Regions from separate parts of the Homo sapiens genome. Here all the other regions are linked to region 1. The links are chromatin loops, found by intact Hi-C in ENCODE. Cell type or tissue: heart right ventricle. All regions are shown on one strand. Region 1 overlaps ODAD4 (outer dynein arm docking complex subunit 4). Region 2 holds the start of DHX58 (DExH-box helicase 58). Region 3 holds the start of HAP1 (huntingtin associated protein 1).

Region 1 (8,000 bases):
TGCAATTTGCTGGCATTCCGGTAAACTCTGCATCTGAAATGCCTCACTGGCCTCATTCGTCCAGGCCCTGTGCCAGCCGAAAGTCAGTCTCAGCCCCGACCTTTCCTTCTAGGAGCTGTGGAGACAGACCAGGATGGCAATGGCCAAAGGGACAGATGAGTAACGGAGTGAAATCCTAACATCCTCTGAGGCCAGATCCTCAGCTGCCACCTCCTCTGTGAAACCACTGAGAGCTCCGTTGGATTTTTGAGTTTCCTGTCCAAGTGCTGTGCTAAGCACTCAGTCCTCGCAGCAACCCCTGAGGCAGGTATCCCATTGTTCAGAGGAGAAGCCAGCTTGGAGAGCCTGATTTACCTGATTATGCCACCCAGAGGTGTCAGAGGCGGAGTCTGTCTGCCCTCCCGACTCCCAGGCCACTCCCCTATCTTTGGCCTCACTCCCAGCATTCGCTTGGTTCTGGCTTGCGGCATTCTCCTACCTGTGACAGCTGGGGCCGCCCCACCACTGTTCCATCCATAAAGCCTCCCCGCTGTCCTGCGCACTGGAGGGACTCAGTCAGTCACCGGTGTGTGGGAAGCACCTCTCCTCCCAGGCCTTCCCCTCTCCTCCCTGTGACTTCTTGTTCCCTGTAGCGCCCGTATCTTCACCCTCCTGAAACCCTTTCTTCTTGGCACCTTTCTCATTTCTTCCACGATGCTCTTCCAAGAATGGGCAGGGGTGAAGAGGCAAAGTGACAGACTCAGGGTTTGCAAGAGTGAAAGACACCTATTTAATGGCAAAATAGTGATGGAAAGCAGCAGAAGTAAAACCCTCATTTTTCCTATAACAGACAAATCGCTTGAAAATCCAGTTTAATAAAATCCCATGATCCCTCTGAACACCAGCTTCCTGATCCTCATCTCTACCGATGGCTTCATTCATATTCCTTTTCCATCTCATTTCCTGTTTTTTTCGTTTCTCCTATTTCTCCAAATTGTGTTTTTCCCAGTTCTTCTGGCTCTCTTCTGCCCACTTCTGAAAGTTTCTTTAGTTCTTCTGGTTCCTGTCTGCTGAATTCTCCTGAGAGTCTTTGCTCTAATTCTCCCGAAGGCCTCCTATAAATTTCTCTTGACTCTCTTCTGCCAGCTTCTAGTAGCTTCCTGCCTGTTTCTCCTGATCTTGTGCCTAATTCTCCTGACAGGCCCTTGGCAACTGCTCCCAAATCGCTTCTGGCTTTTCCTGCTTCCACACTCTGCTTTCCGCTTGCTGGGCTCTGCAGAGCTTCCCCAAAAGCCTCATCGTCCTCATCTGTCTCTTTCTCATCCTCACTATGGTCCCACTGCTTCACCACCTTCTCGGGCTCATCTCTCACTCTCCTCATGTCCTTCTCTCTTGTTATTATTCTATCTTCATACAGTGAAGCTTCTGAAAAATAAGAGAAAAGCGGGAAGAAAGATAAAAGTTTGTTCATGTCAGGCCGGGTGCGGTGGCTCACGCCTGTAATCTCAGCACTTTGGGAGGCTGAGGCAGGCAGATCCCTTGAGGCCAGGAGTTCCAGACCAGCCTGGGCGACACAGTGAGACCCTGTCTGTACTAAAAATACAAAAATTAGCCAGGCGTGGTGGTTGGCGCCTGTAGTCCCAGCTACCCGGAGGCTGAGGCAGAAGAATCGCTTGAGCCCAGGAGGTTGGGGCTGTGATGAGCCAAAATCCAGCCACTGCACTGCAGCCTGGGTGACAGAGCAAGACCCGTCTCCAAAAAAGAAAGAAGAAAAAAAAGAAAGAAACTGTTCATCTCTGTGGAGGCCTGTGCTTTTGAGAGGCCGATGAGAGAAAGGCCCTGAGAATGACTGTTTTTGCCAGCTCTTTAAATTGGTGTTGACAGCACACCTTTCCAAAAGCAGAGAAAGGGAACCATCATTGACTGAGCCCAGCTCCGTCCTGTGCATCACGTGAGGGCTGTATAGCTTATCCCATCCAGACATCATGAAAATGCGCACTGCCGTTGATTTGAGTTTGCAGTCAAGGGACCTGAGATCGATAGAAAAGAAATCACACGGCCGGGCGGCATGGCTCACGCCTGTAATCCCAGCACTTTGGGAGGCCGAGGCAGGTGGATCACCTGAGGTCAGGAGTTTGAGACCAGCCTGGCCAACAAGGTGAAACCCCGTCTCTACTAAAAATACAAAAATAAGCTGGGCATGGTGGCAGGCGCCTGTAATCCCAGCTACTTGGGAGGCTGAGGCAGGAGAATCGCTTGAACCCAGGAGGCGGAGGTTGCAGTGAGCCAAGATTGTGCCATTGTACTCCAGCCTGGGCAACAAGAGCAAAACTCCATCTCAAAAAAAAAAAAAATTAACCGGGAGTGGTGGCACAAGACTGTAGTCCCAGCTACTCAGGAGGCTGAGGCAGGAGAATCACTTGAACCTAGGAGGCGGAGGTTGTAGTGAGCCGAGATCGCGCCACTGCACTCCAGACTGGGTAACAGAGGGGAGACTCCATTTCAAAAAAAAAAAAAGGCACAGTGGCTCATGCCTGTAATCCCAGCACTTTGGGAGGCTGAGATGGAGGTTGCAGTGAGCTGAGATCGCGCCACTGCACTCCAGACTGGGTAACAGAGGGGAGACTCCATTTCAAAAAAAAAAAGGCACAGTGGCTCATGCCTGTAATCCCAGCACTTTGGGAGGCTGAGATGGAGGTTGCAGTGAGCTGAGATTGCACCACTGCATTCCAGCCTGGATGACAGAACAAGACTCCGTTTCAAAAAAAAAAAAAAAGAAAGAAAAGAAATCACACAATGGTCACACTGCAAGTGTGCAAGTGAGACAGAATTTGAACCCAGGACAGTCTGACCCCAGAACACCTCTTTTCCCTGCAAGAAATAGCATAGGTGCTGGAAAATGACAGAAGGATTTTCTCCAGCATCTTCATTCTGACACTTTCTCTTTGTCCCTGGGAAGCACATTCATTATTTGTTGGGAGGTTTCCTATGAAAATATAGAAAAAACATAAGGAAAAAGATAGGTTTCCTATAAAGATATACGCTGCTAACAAAAAGTTCAGCTGAAGAGTTATTTTACAAGCAAAGGGATCCTTGCTCCTAAATTTTTTTTTTTATCAGTTATGGAGAAAAGTTACATCCCCTTCTGCGTCTCCCTTACATTCTCCTCCTGGAAACCACTAGTTACTGAGGTATCTGCAGAGGGTCTCAGGTCTCAGGGGGTCACAGCCCTTTGGTGGTGAAAACAGATGCAATGCTGCCACCTGCTGTTCTGAGAGGGACGTGCCCGGCAGTTCTCCAGGCACAAGGACGCAGGCCAGGGTAGGGAGACTGGGGTGTTGGCTGCTTCCCCGCAGAGTCTCTCTCCACAGCTGTTGCTCCTGTGGCTTCTCAGAGCAGCTCAAAGGGCATGTGGGGGCGGAGACAGAGCCCCTCTGAGGGGGTCCAGCCACCACAGAGCAGGTGCTGGATAATAAAGGGCTGTCATCTGGCTGCTCAGGTGCCCAGAAACCTCCCGCTGCCCTGCCTGGACCAGAAAGGATTTCAGCCTTGCAGCCTGGAGGGCTGCAGCCAAGAATCTGCATTGGGCTCTGTCCTCCCGGACCTCCAGCCCCAGCTCTGTTCACTGCAGTCTGGCTGGAGTGAGAGCTCCACAGACTGGGGCAGGAAAAGGCTGTCTGTGTCACTAGAAACAGTGTGGCACGGGCCGACGCGTGGGTTCTAGAGCAGACTGCCCAAGACTGAAAACCACTGTAGCCTCTAACCCCTCTGCCTCCATGTCCTCCATAAAGTCAAGCTAATAACACTTCCTTCATAGTGTTCCTGAACAGATACAGATAGGATGAGTCCGTGCACACAGTCTTTGAAAGAATGCCTGGCCTGCGGGAAGCATGAATGGGGGTCGGCTACTGCGCTTAACACCCCTGTTCCTCTAGGCCCCTCTCCAGTGGGGTAGGGCTGCTCAGCCATCTTCTGCTTCTCCTTCCCTCACTCCCTCCCTGCAGGAAAGGAGAGCCCAAAGGCAGGGGGCCAAAGGCCTGTTTACTCCCTGGAGACCTTGTGAGAAAGAATGTGGTAAGGCACAGCTGTCAGGCAGCCTCTGCACCTTATGCCCCTCTGCACCTGCCCATCACACTGCTGGCCCGAGAGCAGCGCCGCAGGTGGGGAGAGTGGGGCCCCGAGTCACCCCTCCCTAGCTACATGACTCTGGCAGAGCACTCACCTCACTCAGCCTCCCTTTCCCCCCACAGCACCTACACCTCCTAGTGGGGTAAAGACCCAACAAGATCACTCCTGTCTGGTGCTTAACCCAGTGCCTAGCACACAGTAAGAGCCCCCAAAGTGTAGCTACTGTTATTCTGTCTCTGTGCCTCTGGCCCTGCTGTTCCCTGCTGGAAAAATGCCTTTCTTCTCCCACTTCTCTCCTGGAAAACTCCTGGGCATCTTTTGGAGTTGGAGGTAGAAGATTTTTCCTCGTCGAAGCCTCCTCTGCCTCCCCAGAGGAGCCCACGCCCCGTTGCATGCACCCTCATGGCAGCACACCTCCACCTCGGTGTAGCACCTGTGTGCAGGATCCCAGCAGCTGACAACTCCACTGGTCAGCCTTGCCCAAAGGGCCATGGGCTCCTCCAGGGCAGGGATGGGCCTCTCTCCCCAGAATCTAACACCTTCCAGGTACATGACAAGTGCTCACCATATACTTGATGAATCAATTGAAGAGAGAAATGAGTGCGCTCTGGGGCCAGACAGTCCAGCCCATGGTGGGCTGAATCCTCACCCTCTACTGCCCCAGAGATAGGCTAGGGCTGCTGGTGGCACTGAAATTAGAATGCACGATGGGCAGTGCCAAGCCCCCAGATTGGGGAGCTGCTGTCGCATGTGTCTCGGACTAGAGGAAAAGAAAGCAGAGGGAGAATGCTGAAGTTGCCTTTTCAGAGTTTCAGGAACTCACCTCCCTCGCTTTTTTCTTTGAGATTCTCCACGTAGTTGGTTTTCCTCAGTTCTCTGATGATACCCTTGTTGGCATCGTCCAAGGCCTGTGGATGGTAGAGGGAGCTTAGCCCCTGTGTTTGGCACCTACACCATTAATTTTCCCCACCCAGATCAATCCCAGAAGGCAGGGCTCTGGTGGGAACCTGCCACCCTTGGTTTCCCTCTGGCCCCTCCAATGACCCCTACCCTCAGGTTAATCTACACTTACTGACTCAGAATGATCCACACAAATTGTGTCTGGGAGATACATGACTGCGAGTCAGTCAAATGCATTTCTCTTTGGCTTAGGCATGTATTGGGAGTTGTGTCTATCTACTCATTTCTACCTTTAGATGAACTACCTAAAGCTGCTTTTGGCTTCAGTCAATGCAAAAAGACAATCCAAACCTGCAAGCACTCAGCAAGGCAGCACTGAAAAGACCCAGAAACACACCAAGGGGACAGGCTGGGGGCTGGCCTGCCTTCAGAAGGGCCTTCCAGAATGTCTGCAGTTTCCCCAACTCGAGTGCATGATCCACAGGGGCCTGGAGCCCCTGTGAGCCTCTGGAGGGCAGGTCTTGCCTTCTTGCTCATAGCAGGCCCGTGGCTGGCACTGACAGAACACCAGCTACACATGGTAGTGTCTACTGAGCAGCTCCGGGGCCTGGATGCACTCTCTTGTGGTGTTGGTCTGCCCACCCCCCACCTCCCTCCCACTGTGAGCCTTCCTACCTGGAGTTGCCAATCCAGGAGGGTGAGGGGTCGGGGGCCTGGTCCCATGAGGAGTCAGTGAGGGTCACAGGTACCTTCTCTCTGCCCCTAACCCTTCAAACTACTGCCTAGCCTTCAAGGTGACCTCAGATCCTCCTTGTTGGAAAGCCTCCAGCTCTGCCTCCCAGCTGGGGCTCTCTCACTCTGAATTCCCCTAGTCCCCTATGGCACTGGTCATGAACCAGGGTTTGTGCTTTGTTTTTTGTTTGTTTGTTTGTTTTTTTTTTTGAGACAGAGTCTCGCTCTATCATGCATGCTGGAGTGCAGTGGCACGATCTCAGCTCACTGCAAGCTCCGCCTCCTGGGTTCACGCCATTCTCCTGCCTCAGCCTCCTGAGTAACTGTTTTTTTGTTTGTTTGTTTTTTCTTTTTAAGAGACAGGGTCTTGCTATGATGCCCAGGCTGGTCTAGAACTCTTGGACCCAAGTGATCCTCCTGCCCTCAGCCTCCCAAAGTGCTGGGATGACAGGTGTGAGCCACTGTGTCTGGCCTTTCGTTGTAATCTTCTTGTGGGCTAGGACAATGGCCGCACACATTTGAGCTTGGCAGCCTGGAGCCAATCTACACTCGGCGAATATTTCCTGAACTGAACGGCCATGCTGTCTGTCTGCAGGGCGATCACATGGAAGTATGTGGCGCATGGTACATCTGGCAGGGCTGCAGTGAGGTGGGTGCTCTTCGCCTGGAAGCCAGAGCTGGGGACATGGCATTTATGACGAGGACGACAACATGCTAGGCCTGGGCTTCCCTGGGCCGTATGGTGGCAGAGGATAGACTGCGCCTGCTGGGGTCTTTTGGGTATGATTTCTCCGCCATGAGAGGGCAGTGTTAGCCTTACCACAGTCCTCACAAACAGCTCACCATGAACCTGCCTCCCAAAAAACAGAGGTGATCAGATCACTTCTCTGCTGTCCACAGCCCTTCAAGTCCAGGCTGGTGTGCTGACTGTCTGGGGCTCTGTCACCACCATCCCCCGCCACCGGGAACCCCCCAGCTCTGGGACCCAGGCCAGGATCTCTCTTCTGCCGGCCACCAGCCCTCAGCGCCGACCTCCCACGTCTTCAGTGCACTTGCCCCTCCTCGGCCTGGCCAGCTCTGCTATCCTTGTCCTTCAGAGCACAGCATGAGGTCTTCCTCCCACTGGGAGTGTCCTGAGCCTTCACTTCTCAGGGTCCCTGCTCTCTTTGCCCAGTGCCTGCAGACCCCAGGCTGGTCCCTGAGGCCATGCCCCTTTGCTGCCCACAAGTTATGCAATCTGGCTTCTTTCAATGATGGCATAAGCTCCCCAAGGACAGGGGCCCCGTTTACTTCACTCCAGCAGATACTTCCTGGGGTCCAGCTGCGTGCCAGTGGTGCTCTGGAATTTGGCTGTGGGAAGGGCTTAAGGAAGCTGTCTGGTCAGAAGCAGGAGGAAGAGGCCTGGGTGAGTGTGCACCTGTGAAGTTGGTGTGCAGACTTTACTAAGCTTGTGCGTCCACCTGGATGCACTGGGAGTGGGTGGGGTGGGGGAGCCCAGAGCACCTCCAAGTTTCTCCCCTGGTCTCTGCCTCCTGACACAGTCTAGGCCAGCACTATTCAACAGAAATTTCTGTGACAATGGGAATATTCTAGATCTGTATTATGTAGCACCCATAGGCCACATGTAGCTTTTTTTTTTTTTTTGAGACGGAGTCTCGCTCTGTCGCCCAGGCTGGAGTGCAGTGGCGTGATCTTGGCTCACTGCAACCTCCATCTCTCAGGTTCAAGCAATTCTCCTGCTTCAGCCTCCCGAGTAGCTGGGACTACAGGAGTGTGCCATCACACCTGGCTAATTTTTTGTATTTTTAGTAGAGACAATGTTGGCCAGGATGGTCTCAATCTCCTGACCTCGTGATCCACCCGCCTCGGCCTCCCAAAGTGTTCGGATTACAGGTGTGAGCCACCGCACCCGGCCTCACATGTGGCTATAATGACTTGAAATGTGGCTAGTGTGACTGAGAATTTTACATTTTATTTACTTTTTTTTTTTTTTTTTTGAGATGGAGTTTCGCTCTGTTGCCTAGGCTGGAGTGCAATGGCATGATCTTGGCTCATGCAACCTCCACCTCCCGGGTTCAAGCGATTCTCCTGCCTCAGCCTCCCAAGTAGCTGGGACTACAGGTGTGTGCCACCATACCCGGCTAATTGTTTGTATTTTTAATAGAGATGGGGTTTCACCATGTTGGCCAGGCTGGTCTCAAACTCCTGACCTCAGGTGATCCATCCATCTCGGCCTCCTAAAGTGCTGGGATTACAGGCAT
Region 2 (8,000 bases), 150 kb before region 1:
TTTTCCTAACTCTGCCATCTGTCTTGCAGCTGACCACGTATCCCACTTGGAGAATGTGTCAGAGGATGAGATAAACCGACTGCTGGGGATGGTGGTGGATGTGGAGAATCTCTTCATGTCTGTTCACAAGGAAGAGGACACAGACACCAAGCAGGTCTATTTCTACCTCTTCAAGGTGAGCTTCCACTAAAGGAGGGTGTGAGTGAAGGAGGTGGGGCCTTGAGGGGTTGTCTGCAGCTCTGCCCCCCTCCCCTCTATGCCCCCTTCCTCTTCTCTCTAGCTACTGCGGAAATGCATCCTGCAGATGACCCGGCCTGTGGTGGAGGGGTCCCTGGGCAGCCCTCCATTTGAGAAACCTAATATTGAGCAGGTGAGATAGGGGAATTGGAGATAGCGGATAGGAGAATTGGGGACAGCTTGGAGGAGTGGGGAGCCTGTGTTCTCCATTCTCCTCAAGCTGAGAACACTGGGGAGGTTCAGAGAAGGAAGGGTGTTTTGTGCTAACCTCAGGGTGGGCATGGTGGTAGGGAGGGGGCAGAGCTTTTCTATAGAGAGCACCCGAGAGAGAGAGGAGAAGGAGAACCTTGTCCCTGGCCAGGGAGCATCTTCCTTTGTCTAAGAAGGCCCTGCGGGCTGCTCACACCTCATTCCTGGTTTTATCCCCCACCCACCCCTTCTCAGGGTGTGCTGAACTTTGTGCAGTACAAGTTTAGTCACCTGGCTCCCCGGGAGCGGCAGACGATGTTCGAGCTCTCAAAGATGTTCTTGCTCTGCCTTAACTACTGGAAGCTTGAGACACCTGCCCAGTTTCGGCAGAGGTCTCAGGCTGAGGACGTGGCTACCTACAAGGTCAATTACACCAGGTAGGCCCAGCCAGGGGCAGCTTCGGGGGAGGCTTGCAGGCCCAGCCTGGGTTCAGTGGTTTCCGCCCTCACCTGTCTCCCCCTCGACCCCCTACTCCAGATGGCTCTGTTACTGCCACGTGCCCCAGAGCTGTGATAGCCTCCCCCGCTACGAAACCACTCATGTCTTTGGGCGAAGCCTTCTCCGGTCCATTTTCACCGTTACCCGCCGGCAGCTGCTGGAAAAGTTCCGAGTGGAGAAGGACAAATTGGTGCCCGAGAAGAGGACCCTCATCCTCACTCACTTCCCCAAGTAAGGCTCCTTCTGGCCTACCAGGATTTGGCCCCAAGTTCACATCCTCCCTGTTGTCCCCTTTTTTCCAGGAAGGCTTCCTGGATTGGTCCCTCCTCTCCCTCCATGGGCCTTTTGGGATCTGGGCGTCTACCTGGCAGACTTGCCCATGGCCCAGAAGCAACTTGCTAGTACTAGTCTGGGGATGGCAGGTACATAGCCCAAGCTAACGCTGCCCCCACCCGACCCTACGCCCCAGTAGATGTTACTAATTGTTTCCCATGGGGGCCTGGACACAGCCTCAGACTCCTTCCCTGCACAACTCTCCAAGAAACCAGACCTTAAGCTTGAAGTGAAACCAATTTCTACTCCTGTTCTGGTCTTTTCTGTACCATTTTCTTCTGTTCGGCCACACCTTTTAAAATCTAGGCCATAACTCCCCTGTTCAAAAAACCCTGACTGACTAATCCTGGCTCTCTAGTGCCCCCTGCCATCAGGTGGGAACAAGAGATGGCAAGGTGGGGTGGAGTCTGAGCCCATTTTGATACTGAGGGCAGTGAGGGGGCTCAGGGTGACAAGGTGCCCTGCCTGGCCACACAGCACAGGATGACATCAGCTCAGACCTGTCTCCCTGTGCCACACAGCGTGGTGAAACTGAGCCTGTTTGATCTCTGTCCTGGATGTGTCCTGTCCTCTTACCTTCAATTGGAGGCTCCCAGAAGACAGGGGCTGTCCCCTCTCTCAGGTCCCCAGTTCCCTAAGAGCAGGGTCTGTCTCTGACCAGCCTCCAGTCCCTCTGCTGCCTGGCCCAGGCTGCACCCTGGAGAACAGAGTTGTGGGACAGACTGTGTCCTCCCTACAGATTCCTGTCCATGCTGGAGGAGGAGATCTATGGGGCAAACTCTCCAATCTGGGAGTCAGGCTTCACCATGCCACCCTCAGAGGGGACACAGCTGGTTCCCCGGCCAGGTATGTGCCATGGTACGCTCTGTAGGGTGTCTGGCCTGCCTGGCTGAGCTAAGCCTCCTGGGTGGAAGAGAGCTCACCTGGGCCGGAGGCCCTGGATCCCACTGAGGGACCTGCCACCGGCTTCAGCCCCCCCAGTCCCTGCCTTCTCTCTCTCTCTCCTCAGCTTCAGCACCCCCGTCCCTGACTCTCTCTCTCCTCAGCTTCAGCCCCCGTCCCTGACTTCTCTCTCTCTCTCCTCAGCTTCAGCCCCCCATCCCTGACGTCTCTCTCTCTCCTCAGCTTCAGTCAGTGCAGCGGTTGTTCCCAGCACCCCCATCTTCAGCCCCAGCATGGGTGGGGGCAGCAACAGCTCCCTGAGTCTGGATTCTGCAGGGGCCGAGCCTATGCCAGGTGGATACTTGACCCCTGACCTCTGACCCTCATTCACTCCTTCCCAAACCTTTTTTACTGATCCTGAGCAACCTTGCCTGCCTCCCCAATAGGCGAGAAGAGGACGCTCCCAGAGAACCTGACCCTGGAGGATGCCAAGCGGCTCCGTGTGATGGGTGACATCCCCATGGAGCTGGTCAATGAGGTCATGCTGACCATCACTGACCCTGCTGCCATGCTGGGGCCTGAGGTGGGCAGCCCGACCTGCTGACCAGTTGGGGGACCCCCACCAACCTGAGACCCCGGCTCACCACCCCTCTTCTGTGCCCAGACGAGCCTGCTTTCGGCCAATGCGGCCCGGGATGAGACAGCCCGCCTGGAGGAGCGCCGCGGCATCATCGAGTTCCATGTCATCGGCAACTCACTGACGCCCAAGGCCAACCGGCGGGTGTTGCTGTGGCTCGTGGGGCTGCAGAATGTCTTTTCCCACCAGCTGCCGCGCATGCCTAAGGAGTATATCGCCCGCCTCGTCTTTGACCCGTGCGTCCCCCAGAGAGCCCCTCCCCCAGGGCAGCACACCCAGTTCCCTTCCTCCTCGGCCTCTTCACTCCTCAAAATTGGGGATCCCCTGCTCCCCACTTCTGAGGTTCATCCTTTGAGCATTCTTACTTCTCACTGCCCAACCCTGACTACAGCTCAGACTTCCAGGGCTCTGGGGACCTGAAGGGGACAGTCAGGGGCTATGACATGCCCCCCTCTCTCTTAGGAAGCACAAGACTCTGGCCTTGATCAAGGATGGGCGGGTCATCGGTGGCATCTGCTTCCGCATGTTTCCCACCCAGGGCTTCACGGAGATTGTCTTCTGTGCTGTCACCTCGAATGAGCAGGTCAAGGTGAGCGCGGCTCCCCGGCCCCAGCCCCAGTCCACGGCCCACTCCTGAGTTTGGGCCAGTTCGGAGCAGCAGGATGTGTGGCATGCAGCAGCCCGTTGCTCTTCTCTTAGTTAGCGGCCCGTTCCTCACATCCCCACAAGGTGGCAGCCGTACTTTGATAACTGTGGATTAGGAAACCACCTGTTGACAGACGGAGCCCAAGCAGCAGCCACACTTTGGTGGACCTGTGGACTTGGGTTTTCTGCATCACAAGAACATTTACATACATGGGGGAATTAATTACTTTACTTTTTATTTTTTATTTATTTTTTTGAAAGAGGGTCTCTCTCACCCAGGCCGCAGTGCAGAGGCATGATCAGGGCTCACTGCAGCCTCAACCTCCCAGGTTCAAGTGATACTCCTGCCTCGGCCTCCCAAGTAGCTGGGACCACAGGCATGCACCACTACGTCTGGCTAACTTTTGTATTTTAGTAGAGACAGGGTTTCACCATGTTGCAGGGTTTCACCCAGGCTGGTCTCTAACTCCTGACCTTAAGTGATTCACCCACCTCGGCCTCCCAAAGTGCTGGGATTACAGGCATGAGCCACCGCGCCCAGCCAAACTAATCATTATTACAGTAGCCCTATGCTGATAGTTTTGGCTTCTGTCCTTTGTTACAACAGACCCACTCGTAGGGTCTCTGGCTCTGTGTGTCGCATACCTCAGATCTGTGTGGTGCCTCATTGGCCCTGACGTGTGGGAGGCATTGCTCCTGCTGCTCAGACCTCTGGTGACTCCCTCTCCCGCTTCTCCCAACTCTGAGGCCCAGGGACTGGGAATCAGTGGCCTGTGTTGGGTTTGGACCCGGCCCTGCCACGGCTGGCAGCCTGACCTTGAACACATTTCCTAACGTAGCTGAGTTTCGGTTTTCTCTTCTGTAAAATAAAGGTGGTAATACTCGCCTCTGGGGTTAATTTGAGAATCGGTCTGTAAAACAGGAAGCACTGCACCTAGCCCAGAGTGAGCTTAGAAAGCCCGCACCCTTCACTTTCTCCCCATAAGCTCCCCTTCCTCTGTCAGCTGCCTTTCTTCCTCTTTGCCTGGATGCTCTCGCTCTCTCTACCTCCTTTCCAATCTACCCGCTCTTCTCTGGTCTCTGAGACCTCTCCAGCACCAGGCCCATCCTCAGCTCCTGGTGAGTCCTGCTTCCCTCCCCCGCAGGGTTATGGGACCCACCTGATGAACCACCTGAAGGAGTATCACATCAAGCACAACATTCTCTACTTCCTCACCTACGCCGACGAGTACGCCATCGGCTACTTCAAAAAGCAGGTGACCCGTAGCCTCGTCCCACACCGGTCCTTTGCCTGGAGGCTGGGGTAATTCTGTCCAGCCCCTCTGTGGATGGAGTAGGAGTCCCTTTGCGTCCCCTACTTCACCTGACACCTGCCAGGAGAGTCTCCATGCCTATCTTCTTTCCTCTGCTGCCATTGCCCCAGGGGAGAATGAGGGCCTGTGGGGCCAGTAGAGCAGGCCGGAGGAACTGGGGGTCAGTAGAGCATCCTGGAGGAACTAGGGGGCCAGTAAAGCAGGCCGGAGGAACTGGGGGGGGCACTAGAGCAGGCTGGAGGAACTGGGGGGCTAGTAGAGCAGGCTGGAGGAACTGGGGGGCCAGTAGAGCAAGCTGGAGGAACTGGGGGCCAAGAGCAGGCTGGAGGAACTGGGGGGCCAGTAGAGGAGGCTGGAGGAACTGGGGGGCCAGTAGAGGAGGCTAGAGGAACTGGGGGGCCAGTAGAGCAGGCTGGAGGAACTGGGGGACTCTTCGGGATGAGTCAGGAGTGGGCAGCTGACCTGGGACCTTTCCAGGGACAGTTTGAACCCTCACAGTGCCCCAGGAGGAGGTTCAGGAGCAGGAGGTGGCAAGTGGCACGTGCTACTCCTCTGGTGCTCCCAGGTGAGGGACGACAGAAGTTGGGAAATACTTATGGATGGACTGGGTCATGACCATCCACCCCCCAGGGTTTCTCCAAGGACATCAAGGTGCCCAAGAGCCGCTACCTGGGCTACATCAAGGACTACGAGGGAGCGACGCTGATGGAGTGTGAGCTGAATCCCCGCATCCCCTACACGGAGCTGTCCCACATCATCAAGAAGCAGAAAGAGGTGGTGTGCACACATGCGCATCTGTGGGATTTTTCATGAATGGGCATGCAGAGGGCGAGCACACGTGTGTAGACCTGTTCTACGTCTACATGCATATATGTGTGTGAGTGAGGAGGGGCAGGCCAGGATCTTGGCTCTTGCTCTGCTCCCTTGGGGAAGTTATGAGGGGAGGTGCTGGATTAGGTGGCGTTGCAGCTGGGTGGGTGCAGCCAGTGGCTCCGACTGTGGCCCTGGGAGGGGTTGTTGTTGGGGCTGGAGTTGGCCCCTCAGTCCCTTCCTTCCCTCAGATCATCAAGAAGCTGATTGAGCGCAAACAGGCCCAGATCCGCAAGGTCTACCCGGGGCTCAGCTGCTTCAAGGAGGGCGTGAGGCAGATCCCTGTGGAGAGCGTTCCTGGCATTCGTAAGCAGGGGTCTCAGTTGCAGGGTAGTGGGGGCACGATGCTTGGGGTGTGGACTGGCATTCTTAGAGACATTCTCCCACTTCCCACTTTGCAGGAGAGACAGGCTGGAAGCCATTGGGGAAGGAGAAGGGGTGAGTGTCAAAGGAGCCGGGTTGGGGGTGGGGCAGAGGGACTTGGAGCCTCAGACTTGGTGTCTCTCGCCCCAGGAAGGAGCTGAAGGACCCCGACCAGCTCTACACAACCCTCAAAAACCTGCTGGCCCAAATCAAGGTGGGGAGACCAGGTTTCCTTTCCAGGGCCCCTGCACCAATGGCTGTGGCCTCTTGATGCAGTGTGGGGTGGGTAGTGGTCTCGGGCTGGCGTGGGCGCAGCAGGGCTGTCCCCAGCCCGGCTCTTCTCTCCAGTCTCACCCCAGTGCCTGGCCCTTCATGGAGCCTGTGAAGAAGTCGGAGGCCCCTGACTACTACGAGGTCATCCGCTTCCCCATTGGTGAGGACCTTCCATTCCATCCCCTTCCCTCCTCTTCTGTCCCCACACCTGCTCCTGCCCTCACTGCGCCCTGCAGCCCCAGGGGGCCCACCCTGGTGGACAGCCCTGCCGTGGTCTTCAGCCTCTTAAAGCTGTGCTCCGTCTCCTGCTGCCCCAGACCTGAAGACCATGACTGAGCGGCTGCGAAGCCGCTACTACGTGACCCGGAAGCTCTTTGTGGCCGACCTGCAGCGGGTCATCGCCAACTGTCGCGAGTACAACCCCCCGGACAGCGAGTACTGCCGCTGTGCCAGCGCCCTGGAGAAGTTCTTCTACTTCAAGCTCAAGGAGGGAGGCCTCATTGACAAGTAGGCCCATCTTTGGGCCGCAGCCCTGACCTGGAATGTCTCCACCTCGGATTCTGATCTGATCCTTAGGGGGTGCCCTGGCCCCACGGACCCGACTCAGCTTGAGACACTCCAGCCAAGGGTCCTCCGGACCCGATCCTGCAGCTCTTTCTGGACCTTCAGGCACCCCCAAGCGTGCAGCTCTGTCCCAGCCTTCACTGTGTGTGAGAGGTCTCCTGGGTTGGGGCCCAGCCCCTCTAGAGTAGCTGGTGGCCAGGGATGAACCTTGCCCAGCCGTGGTGGCCCCCAGGCCTGGTCCCCAAGAGCTTTGGAGGCTTGGATTCCTGGGCCTGGCCCAGGTGGCTGTTTCCCTGAGGACCAGAACTGCTCATTTTAGCTTGAGTGATGGCTTCAGGGGTTGGAAGTTCAGCCCAAACTGAAGGGGGCCATGCCTTGTCCAGCACTGTTCTGTCAGTCTCCCCCAGGGGTGGGGGGTATGGGGACCATTCATTCCCTGGCATTAATCCCTTAGAGGGAATAATAAAGCTTTTTATTTCTCTGTGTGATTGTTTCTTTGGTGTAGTCCCAGCCTTAGCAGGCTCACCTTGGCCCCCAGGGACCTCTTGCAAACTGGAGGCTGCTCTCCCCAGCAAGCCTCAGGCCTGGTCCTGTGCTCCTGGGGTGATGGGTCCTACCTGCCTGCAGCCCCCCACCTCTCCCTCCTCCAGGCTGCTCCTGATCCAGATGCCAGGGCAGCAGGGGTCAGAACCTCCTGCCTTCACCTTAACCTGGGTGGATGTGGTTACAACTGACTGCAGAAGGGCCAGAGCGTAGAGGATCCTGTAGCACTGAAAGAGTGCTTCCCTGTTAGCACACGTGGTTCTTTTTCTTGGGGCAGGGATAGGAGATTCGTAAGTCGGCTCAGCTGGCTCCTCCCCTCAGTTTCAGTTTCCATTTCTGATTTCTGCTCTCTGCGCTGAGCACAGCGGCACCAGGCTGAGCTAAGCAGGGCCGCCTTGGGCAGGCCTACGTGGTGGTGCAGGCGAGACCCAGGCTGGGCAAGGCGCAGGTGTAGCCTGTGTTACTCCCACCCCCCCCCACCCCCACCTTTTGGCCACAGCAGGCTTCTGATGAGTTTTGAGGGTGTCCCCCCCCCCACCTCCCTCAAGTGGGGTGGAGTCCTGGGCAAAGGGAGGTCTCTGTACCGACTGCTCTGGCCAGGAGTTGGGATGAGTGGAGGGCCCAGTGGGTCTGAGTCCCCTGCCATTCCCAGA
Region 3 (8,000 bases), 230 kb after region 1:
CAAAGTGCTGGATTACAGGTGTGAGCCACCGCGCCCGGCCAGGAGTCCAGGTTTATGGTGAAAACTCAGTCTTTCTTATTTTGAAGACTGGAACCAGTCAGGATGATTCTGTTATTTCGGATTTATGTCAGAGTACAAGTGTTTCCCTCTGAGCCCATCAAGCATGGGCCAAGGCAGGCTCAGATACTAAAAGCTGGGCACAGAAGCCCTTCTTGCTTTTGCCCCAGTGTGTGGAAGGCTGAGGTAGAGGGAAGCACATTGGATCTGGGAGGCAGGGACCCAGATCCAGCCAGGTTAGATCAGGGGAGGCTCCCAAGACTGGGTGGCGTCTGAGCTGAGGCTTGAAGAAGGAAGAGCGGACATAGCGTCTGCAAAAGGCACTTGGTATTTGTCCTTCCTTTATCTCCATCCTCTGGCAGGATTCCTCCAGAGGCCATGGGGCAGATGCCCACGGTGGGCATCTAATTTATAAGACCTAACAGTTGGCTCATAAGTAGTATTATGTGGAAGCAAACCCAGTGAGCACAGGCACCCCTGGGTACGGGAGAGGGAGGGTCGCCCAGCTTCTTCTCTGAACTGGGAGGCCGTGGACAGCACATGGGCTGTTGGTAAGACAAGCCTTTGTGATCTTCCCTCCCTGATACTTCCTGGCTGTGTGGCCTTGGATAAGTTGCTTGACCTCTCTGGGCTTCTGTTTTTCATCTATAACACAGCAGTATTTTTTTCCTTCCAGTGATGATAAAATGAAATATATCCAAAATCCATACGGCACCTAGTCAGGTCTCAGTGAATGTGTATTTATTCCTCTGTCTCTATCCCCAATCCCACAAATTGTCCCTGGAAGGGCTCAGAGCCTGGACATGGACGCAGGGATGAGAGGGAATTGCTGACTCTGGGGACAGAGGTCAGGGAGCGAAGGGCTCCTTGGTGTTATCCCTGAGCCTGGAGGTAGCTCAGGGAGGCCAAAGGGCCAGAACATCCTTCTAGGCTCGCCACCACCTGGTATTGCCTGTCCAGCAGGCTGGACGCAGCTGACGGTCCTGCCCTCCTCACAGAGGGTGCTGTGGTCCCCCCACTCCCAGCTGCTTCCCGTGGAGCTTCCCAGGTCAGGGCACTGCCGACCTGCTGGACCCAGCTCCATATCAGGCCAGCCCAGGCCTCCTGCTCTGGTCCCTGGGGAAAGGAGCGGGGCTGGGCTGAGGGCTCTAGGGAAGAAGTGGGCACCTGGCTGTGCCAAGGCTCACTCCCTGGGGATCTGTGGCTCACATCCTGGCCGGTCTCCATCCTCTCCCACAGGTGCCCCTGGAGGGTTCCTGGTGGCGCTCACCTGTGCCAGGGGATGTGGAGCCCTGGTTTGGGAGTCCAGAGTCCTAGGATCTCACCCTTACCGGAAGTCACTTCCCCAGGGCGATTACCACTCCCACCATCCATACCCAGAGAATCCACTGATGTGTTCATTCAACAAATATTTATTGGATGCCTCATTAGAGTCCTGAGAATACAAAAGTGAGCAAAACAGATACTGCTCTCATTGTTACTAAATAGATCATCTTGTCAATGACATCATCTTACCCTGTGAGCGGACAGAGTCGGGAGAGAATGCCAGGGGAGGGGAGGACACAGAGAGGCCTGATCTGGCACAGGATACCTAACACAGGTGAGCCCCACCAGGGAGGGCTTCTCAGAGGAGGAGTCAGACATCAGAACCAAGAGCAGGAGTGAGCCTGTGTGGGAGGCGGGGCCTTCCTCCAGGATAGGAGCCCCCAGGTGGGGAAGAACTTCAGAGTGGGGGTCAGTACTCTCCACCTGAGGTCCCAGCCACCTCAGCCCCTTGCCCTCGTCCCCGGCACTTGCTCTCTGTCCTTTCTCTCCTTGCCTCTCTCCCTTTCGGTCCTGGCCAGCAGCGGGGCCATGGAAGACAGCAGGCAGAGGGCTCAGACCCCCAGCTGCCCCCAGCACCTCGTTACCTCCTTGTTCCAGGCCAGAGGGGCTCAGTGGCCCAGGAGTTGGGCTGGGCTCTTTAAGAAGAGGAGAAAAGTTAAAGGGAGCCAGGTGTGGTGGCTCATGCCTATAATCCCAGCACTTTGGGAGGCCGAGGCTAGATGGATCACTTGAGGTCCGGAGTTCAAGACCAACCTGGGCAAAATGGTGAAACCCCGTCTCTACTAAAAATACAAAAATTAGATGGGTATGGTGGCATGTGCCTGTAGTCCCAGCTACTCGGGAGGCTAAGGCAGGAGAATTGCTTGAACCCAGGAGGCGGAGGCTGCAGTGAGCTGAGATCATGCCACTGATCTCCAGCCTGGGCGACAGAGTGAGACTCCCTCTCAAAAAAACAAAAAGAAAAGTTAAAGGGGAACCTCTGAGGGCCTAGGCCCTCAAGTCCCCCATTCTCTGCTGATGTAAGGAGGGACTGTACCTGGGTTCTGGGGTGGGGGTGAGGGCTATGGCGGCCACTGCCTGGTTCTGGAGGGGAAGGCCTGGATCAGAGATGGGGGAGGGCCCCCGAAAGGCCTGCAGGAGACAGCAGGACTGCGGCGGGGGTGAGGAGGTCTCCCCTGTTCCTAGTTCAGGGTGCCCCTCCACCCTGCTCCCCTGCAGAAAGTAACCCCGGTGCCTGTCCCCCCCAGGTCCCTGGCACCGACCCTTAGGGGCTCTTTCTATTACCTACCCTGTTCCAGGTGTTTTTTTTCCCAGGGTCAGGCCAGGGGAGGGGGCAGGAGGAGGGGCCTGAGCCACCTGTGTGCTGCCCAGGGCTGGGCACTGGAGTGAATGTGCCCCAGGTTCAGGGGGTGTGCACAATTAGGTGGTGGGTGGTCTGGCTTTGCAGCCTGGCAAGTCTTCTGCACCCTCCCATCCTCTTTCGGATCCAGGAGGGTCCATGGATGCACACTGGGAGGGAGGACAGGAGGCCAAGGGTCTTTGCTGTGTCTGATTTCTCCCCCTAGATGAGAAGCAGGAGAGGGAGGGGGTGGTTGACAGAGGAAAACCACTTGAGAGGCCTGGATCAGAGACTACCCCCAGTCTCCTGGACAGCCCTAGGCTGTCGAAAGGCAGATATCTGTCAGCCAGGCCAAAATGCTTACTTCCAGAATGACGGGCCCTGAGCCCTGGTTTCTCCATTTGTAAAATGGAGTCTCTGTCCCTACTCCACTTTCTGTGGGGCGACTGAGCCTGTAGGTGAGGAAGCCACGTGGGGAGGTATACGGGCTGACACTGCCCTCTGGTGGCCGTAGCCAGAGTTGCTGGCTGCCAGTGCGCTGACCTAGAGGGTGTGGTCAGCTGGGGGAGCTTTCAGGGTCTCCTAACTTCATCTCTGTCTTCTCCATCCCACTGCCTCTGCCTTCTTCCCCGTCAAACTCTCCAGGGGTTTCCCAGGGCTTCTTCCTCATGGGGCCAGAAACAATTTAATTCAGCAGGAGTGTAATAGGCTTCTTCTGTATGCCCTGTTCTGTGCTTGGTGGTTGGGGCTGCAGAGATGTCCAAGGCACAGAGAGACAGTCCAGGAAGCTGGGCTGTGGGAGGACCACTCGGCAGAGCCTATGGAGCTGTAGCCTCACGGAAGCCTGGGCTGTGCCGATGCCCGAACAGCCACCTCCTTATGTTCTTCAACCTCACTGTCGTAGCAAACCCTGGGGTTGTGTGTCTCCTTCAAGCTTTCTGCTGACAAAGAAACCATAGGAAACATGCAGACTTTGGGCTGGGCACAGTGGCTCACGCCTGTAATCCCAGCACTTTGGGAGACCAAGGGGGAGGCGGATCACGTGAGGTCGGGAGTTCGAGACCAGCCTAACCAACATGGAGAAACCCCGTCTCTACTAAAAAGACAAAAGTAGCCGGATGTGGTGACGCATGTTATTGGGGAGGCTGAGGCAGAGGCAGGAGAATTGCTTGAACACGGGAGGTGGAGGATGTGGTGAGCCGAGATCGTGCCATTGCACTCCAGCCTGGGGCAACAAGAGCGAAACTCCGTCTCAAAAAAAGAAAAAAAAAAGAAAGAAAGAAAGAAAGAAAATAAAACATGCAGACTTTGAACAAGGAGGAGAACGGTTATGTTATGAAAGTTCCTCCATTTCCAGAAGTATTCTGGGAGATAAGCTCTCTTTTCTGCACCTGTTTTCTCCTCCCTGAGGGAACATTTCCATCAGCATGTAAACATATTGTCCTCTCTCCCATCTTCAAAACACACTCCCCAGCACTCATGTCCTCCTTCAGCTCCTGTGCCCTTTTCCAGCTCTCCTTTGTTGCAGATTTCTTCAATACAGTTTTCTATACTGTCTCCCTTCCTTCCTTCCTTCCTTCCTTCCTTCCTTCCTTCCTTCCTTCCTCCCTCCCTCCCTCCCTCCCGCCTTCCTTCCTTCCTTCCGACAGGGTCTTGCTCTGTCACCCAGGCTGGAGTGCAGCCTCGACCTGTGCTCAGGTGATCCTCCCACCTCAGCCCCTGAAGTAGTACAGGTATGCACCACCATGCCCAGCTATGTTTTTTTTTTTGAGACGGAGTTTCGCTCTTGTTGCCCAGGTTGGAGTGCAATGGCGCAATCTCGGCTCACTGCAACCTCCGCCTCCCGGGTTCAAGCGATTCTCCTGAGTACCTGGGATTACAGGCACCCGTCACCATGCTCAACTAATTTTTTGTATTTTTAGTAGAGACGGGGTTTCACTATGTTGGCCAGGCTGGTATCAAAATCCTGACCTCAGGCGATCCACCCGCCTAGGCTTCCCAAAGTGCTGGGATTACAGGTGTGAGTCACTGCGCCCGGCCAATTCTTGTATTTTTTTGTAGCGAAAGGGTTTTGCCATGTTGCCCAGGTTGGCCTCAAATTCCTGGGCTCAAGCAATTCACCCTCCTAAGCCTCCCAAAGTGCTGGGATTATAGGTGTGAGCCACAGCGCCTAGCCTTCTTTCTGTTTTCATTTTGTTACCTCTCGTTATTTCCTCACTCCTCTTTGGTCTCTCTCACCCCCTCTACCAAGACCGCTCTTTTTTTTTTTTTTTTTTTTTTTGAGACAAGTCTTGCTCTGTTGCCCAGGCTGGAGTGCAGTGGTGCAATCTCGGCTCACTGAAACTTCTGCCTCCTGGGTTCAAGCAATTCCCCTGCCTCAGCCTTCCAAGTAGCTGGGCTTACAGGCTTGTTCCACCACACCGAGCTAATTTTTGTATTTTAGTAGAGATGGGGTTTCACTATGTTGGCTGGGTTGGTCTCAAACTCCTGACCTCAGGTGATCCACCTGCCTTGGCTTCCCAGAGTGCTAGGATTACAGGTGTGAGCCACTGTGCCTGGCCCCGCAAGACCGCTCTTGCCGAGGCCATGACCCCAGCTCACCAAGGTTGCCCATGACCCCAGTTTGCCAAGCTGAGTCTCTGTCCTCAGTCTTTGCCTGGCCCAACAGCACCACCCAACACAGGTGGCCACTCTCTACATGAAACATTTTCTTTACTTTCTAGGACCCAACTTTCCTGGTTTTCCTCTACTTCACTGCCCCACTCATCCCAGTCTTCCTTTGATGCCTCCTCTTCTTCTTTCTGCCCTCTGAATCCTAGGGGGTTAGTCCTGGGCGCTCTTACCTGTCTTCTCTCAGTCTCTTGGGGATCTCACCAGTCTCATAGCTTTAAATGGTCATCAAAGAACAATGACTCCTACATTTAAATCTCCAGCCCGGTCTCTCCCCTACATTCAGATTTATACATCTAATTGTCTACCCAACATTTCCAGTAGGATACTTAAAAAAAAAGTATTCTATTTATTTATTTATTTTGAGGGGTAGGCTCGCTCTGTAGCCCCAGCTGGAGTGCATTGGCACAATTTCGGTTCACTGCAACCTCTACCTTCCAGGTTCAAGCAATTCTCCTGCCTCAGCCTCTTGAGTAGCTGGGACTACAGGCACACGCCACCATGCTTGGCTAATTTTTGTATTTTTAGTAGAGACAGGGTTTCACCAGGTGGCCAGGCTTGTCTGGAACTCCTGACCTCAGGTGATTCGCCTGCCCCGGCCTCCCAAAGTGCTGGGATTACAGGCGTGAGCCACTGCGCCCGGCTACAGGGAGACTTTTAAGAGGCGTCTCCCAAGGAGAACAGGGGTTCGCCAGCATGGCAAGAGGAGGGCAAAGCGAACTAGGGTTGGAGGTGAAGAACAGTTAATCCAATCAAATGGAAGACGTCGAGTGGCGCGAGCACTGGGGTGTGAGCGCGAGGGTCAGGGTTGCAGCGCCAGGCAGGGTTGCAGCGCCAGGCAGGGTTGCAGCGCCAGGCAGGGTTGCAGCGCCAGGCAGGGTTGCAGCACGTTGGAAGCGCACTGGAGTTTGGAATGTCTCTCCCAGTCAACCGGGAAAGACGCAGCGCTGCCCTAATGCACTGGCCACCCCAGACCGTATGCACAACGTTGGGTTGGCAGCTTCTACACCAGGGAAGGCACCCGAAACCCCGGCGCGGCAGCTGGGGAGGGGCTGCCCCCAGCCAGGGACCCGCGAGTGCTGGGGCAGCCGCGGCTTTGGGCAGAACCATTCTCCGGAGATGGAGAGGGCAGAAAAAATCTTTCGCTCCCATCCCAACTCGGAGCCATCCGGAACTTGCACTCGCCCTTCTTGCCCTGCTTTTCTTACTGTGCTCTGTTCCGTCACCACTAGCTCCCCTCCCGCGCGGCTCTGAGTCCCGCTTGCCACTAGTTGCTTCTCGGCAGCCCCCACCCCTACGCGTGGTCCGGCCCGGCGGCTGGCGCAGGTTATAAAGGTCCCGCCGCAGCAGCGGACGGCAGACTCGAGATGCGCCCGAAGAGGTTGGGCCGGTGCTGCGCGGGGAGCCGGCTCGGACCCGGGGACCCAGCAGCACTCACCTGTGCACCTTCGCCCTCAGCCAGTCCCGCTCCGGAGCCCTCTGCGCAGCCGCAGGCACGGGGCACTGGACAGAGAGTAGGATCCCGAGCCACCTCTGGATCCCAGTTCCTCTCGGAAGCCCGCACCGGAGCTCGCCCGGCCTCGGAGGCTGGAGCCAAGGCAGGAGCCCGGCGCCCGTCCGCATTCTCGGCCATCCAAGGGGATGTCCGGTCTATGCCCGACAATTCGGACGCGCCGTGGACCCGCTTCGTATTCCAAGGGCCGTTTGGTTCCCGGGCCACTGGCCGGGGGACTGGAAAGGCAGCGGGCATCTGGAAGACGCCAGCCGCCTACGTTGGCCGGCGACCCGGGGTGTCCGGCCCTGAGCGCGCCGCCTTTATTCGGGAGCTGGAGGAAGGTAAATCGGGCCCCCGGGGTCCTGGACCGGGTGGGGACTGGGGCAACTCCAGGGAGGAAGTGGCCCCATCGGGTCCAGGCACCCCGCCCCCTCTAGCACTCAGTGTCACCCGTCCACCACCCCCGCGATGTCACTGCGGTGTCTGTCTGGTCGCCCCTTCTCCATCTCCTCCTCTGCTCTTGTCCCCTGGTTTGTGCCCGTGAGTCAGGTTCTGGGGCCTGCACGCTCGCCCACCCACCTCCACGCGCCTCTTGCTGCGGCAGATCTGCACCCCTTCAGCGCCCCTCTCCTGGGTCTACCGCAGTGCCAGGAGAGGGGCGGGGGGCTGCGGGAGGGCGCTGTCCCGCGCGCTCTGAGTCTGCGCTGGCCGACCGGGCTTGCGTGCGATGGAGGGGTGGGTGGGCGGGCGGAGGGGGAAGTTTTGCCCACTTTTTGGTTGCGGGTATGGGGGCAAAGTCGCGCTCTTTTCCTGCCCCTTGTCTCTCCTATCCTCCTGCGGGTCGGGGGAGATCTCTGGATTGGGCCTAGAGGCTCGAGTGTCTCCTAATCTGGTGAAGTCTTCCTCCTGTCCTCTGCACACGCAACAGGTGCAGGGTGAGTGGCTGCGTCTGTTTGTATGACCCAGGAGACTCCATTGCACTGCCTCCTGGGTAGGGGGTGATGAGCCAGTCTGAGGCTGTACTTCCCCTGGCTGTCTCCATTCTAGGCGCCAGGGACCCAGGTGTCCGGAGAGCCCAGTTTCTGAGCCTGGAGGACTGTGACCCCCTTACCT

The links. Peaks named below come from ENCODE experiments on the same cell type or tissue, not always from the same donor. Only the 100,000 strongest peaks of a DNase experiment are listed, where the experiment ranks them.
Region 2: a loop joins it to region 1, with 17 times the contacts of the local background. A loop is called at or near these places in 102 of 110 quality-filtered maps.
Region 3: it touches region 1 in a loop (2.5-fold over the local background); 25 of 110 quality-filtered maps call a loop at or near these places.

What each region holds. Positions count from the first base shown.
Region 1 is chr17:41,958,397-41,966,396 of GRCh38, reverse strand. ODAD4 (outer dynein arm docking complex subunit 4) reads right to left here. Exons shown (of 12, transcript NM_031421.5): 11 at 4,931-5,015; 12 at 1-1,404. The coding sequence ends at 914. Among named protein-coding and RNA genes, the nearest start is that of CNP, 4.4 kb to the left of the region's middle. RefSeq lists enhancers at 230-329, 5,033-5,638, 5,639-6,244, 6,245-6,850, 6,851-7,458 and a silencer at 3,162-3,311. In heart right ventricle, CTCF peaks have their summits at 3,242 (motif pointing left) and 6,537 (motif pointing right); DNase peaks (open chromatin) are centred at 152, 294 and 3,276; H3K4me3 peaks cover 887 bases; H3K27ac peaks cover 1,852 bases.
Region 2 is chr17:42,112,400-42,120,399 of GRCh38, reverse strand. It overlaps DHX58 (DExH-box helicase 58), which reads left to right and starts at 7,686. Exons shown (of 14, transcript NM_024119.3): 1 at 7,686-7,795. It overlaps KAT2A (lysine acetyltransferase 2A), which reads left to right. Exons shown (of 18, transcript NM_021078.3): 3 at 30-175; 4 at 281-370; 5 at 682-863; 6 at 964-1,155; 7 at 1,997-2,103; 8 at 2,383-2,493; 9 at 2,586-2,722; 10 at 2,804-3,012; 11 at 3,239-3,365; 12 at 4,567-4,677; 13 at 5,365-5,508; 14 at 5,796-5,910; 15 at 6,006-6,042; 16 at 6,118-6,181; 2 more. The coding sequence ends at 6,751. RefSeq lists enhancers at 4,041-4,360, 4,084-4,619, 7,319-7,838. In heart right ventricle, CTCF peaks have their summits at 1,633 (motif pointing left), 3,296, 3,497 (motif pointing right) and 7,751; DNase peaks (open chromatin) are centred at 3,499, 7,669 and 7,959; H3K4me3 peaks cover 800 bases; H3K27ac peaks cover 1,411 bases.
Region 3 is chr17:41,733,394-41,741,393 of GRCh38, reverse strand. It overlaps HAP1 (huntingtin associated protein 1), which reads left to right and starts at 6,751. Exons shown (of 11, transcript NM_177977.3): 1 at 6,751-7,228. The coding sequence starts at 6,760. RefSeq lists an enhancer at 7,320-7,862. In heart right ventricle, a CTCF peak has its summit at 3,224 (motif pointing left); a DNase peak (open chromatin) is centred at 3,223; H3K4me3 peaks cover 1,334 bases; H3K27me3 peaks cover 4,713 bases.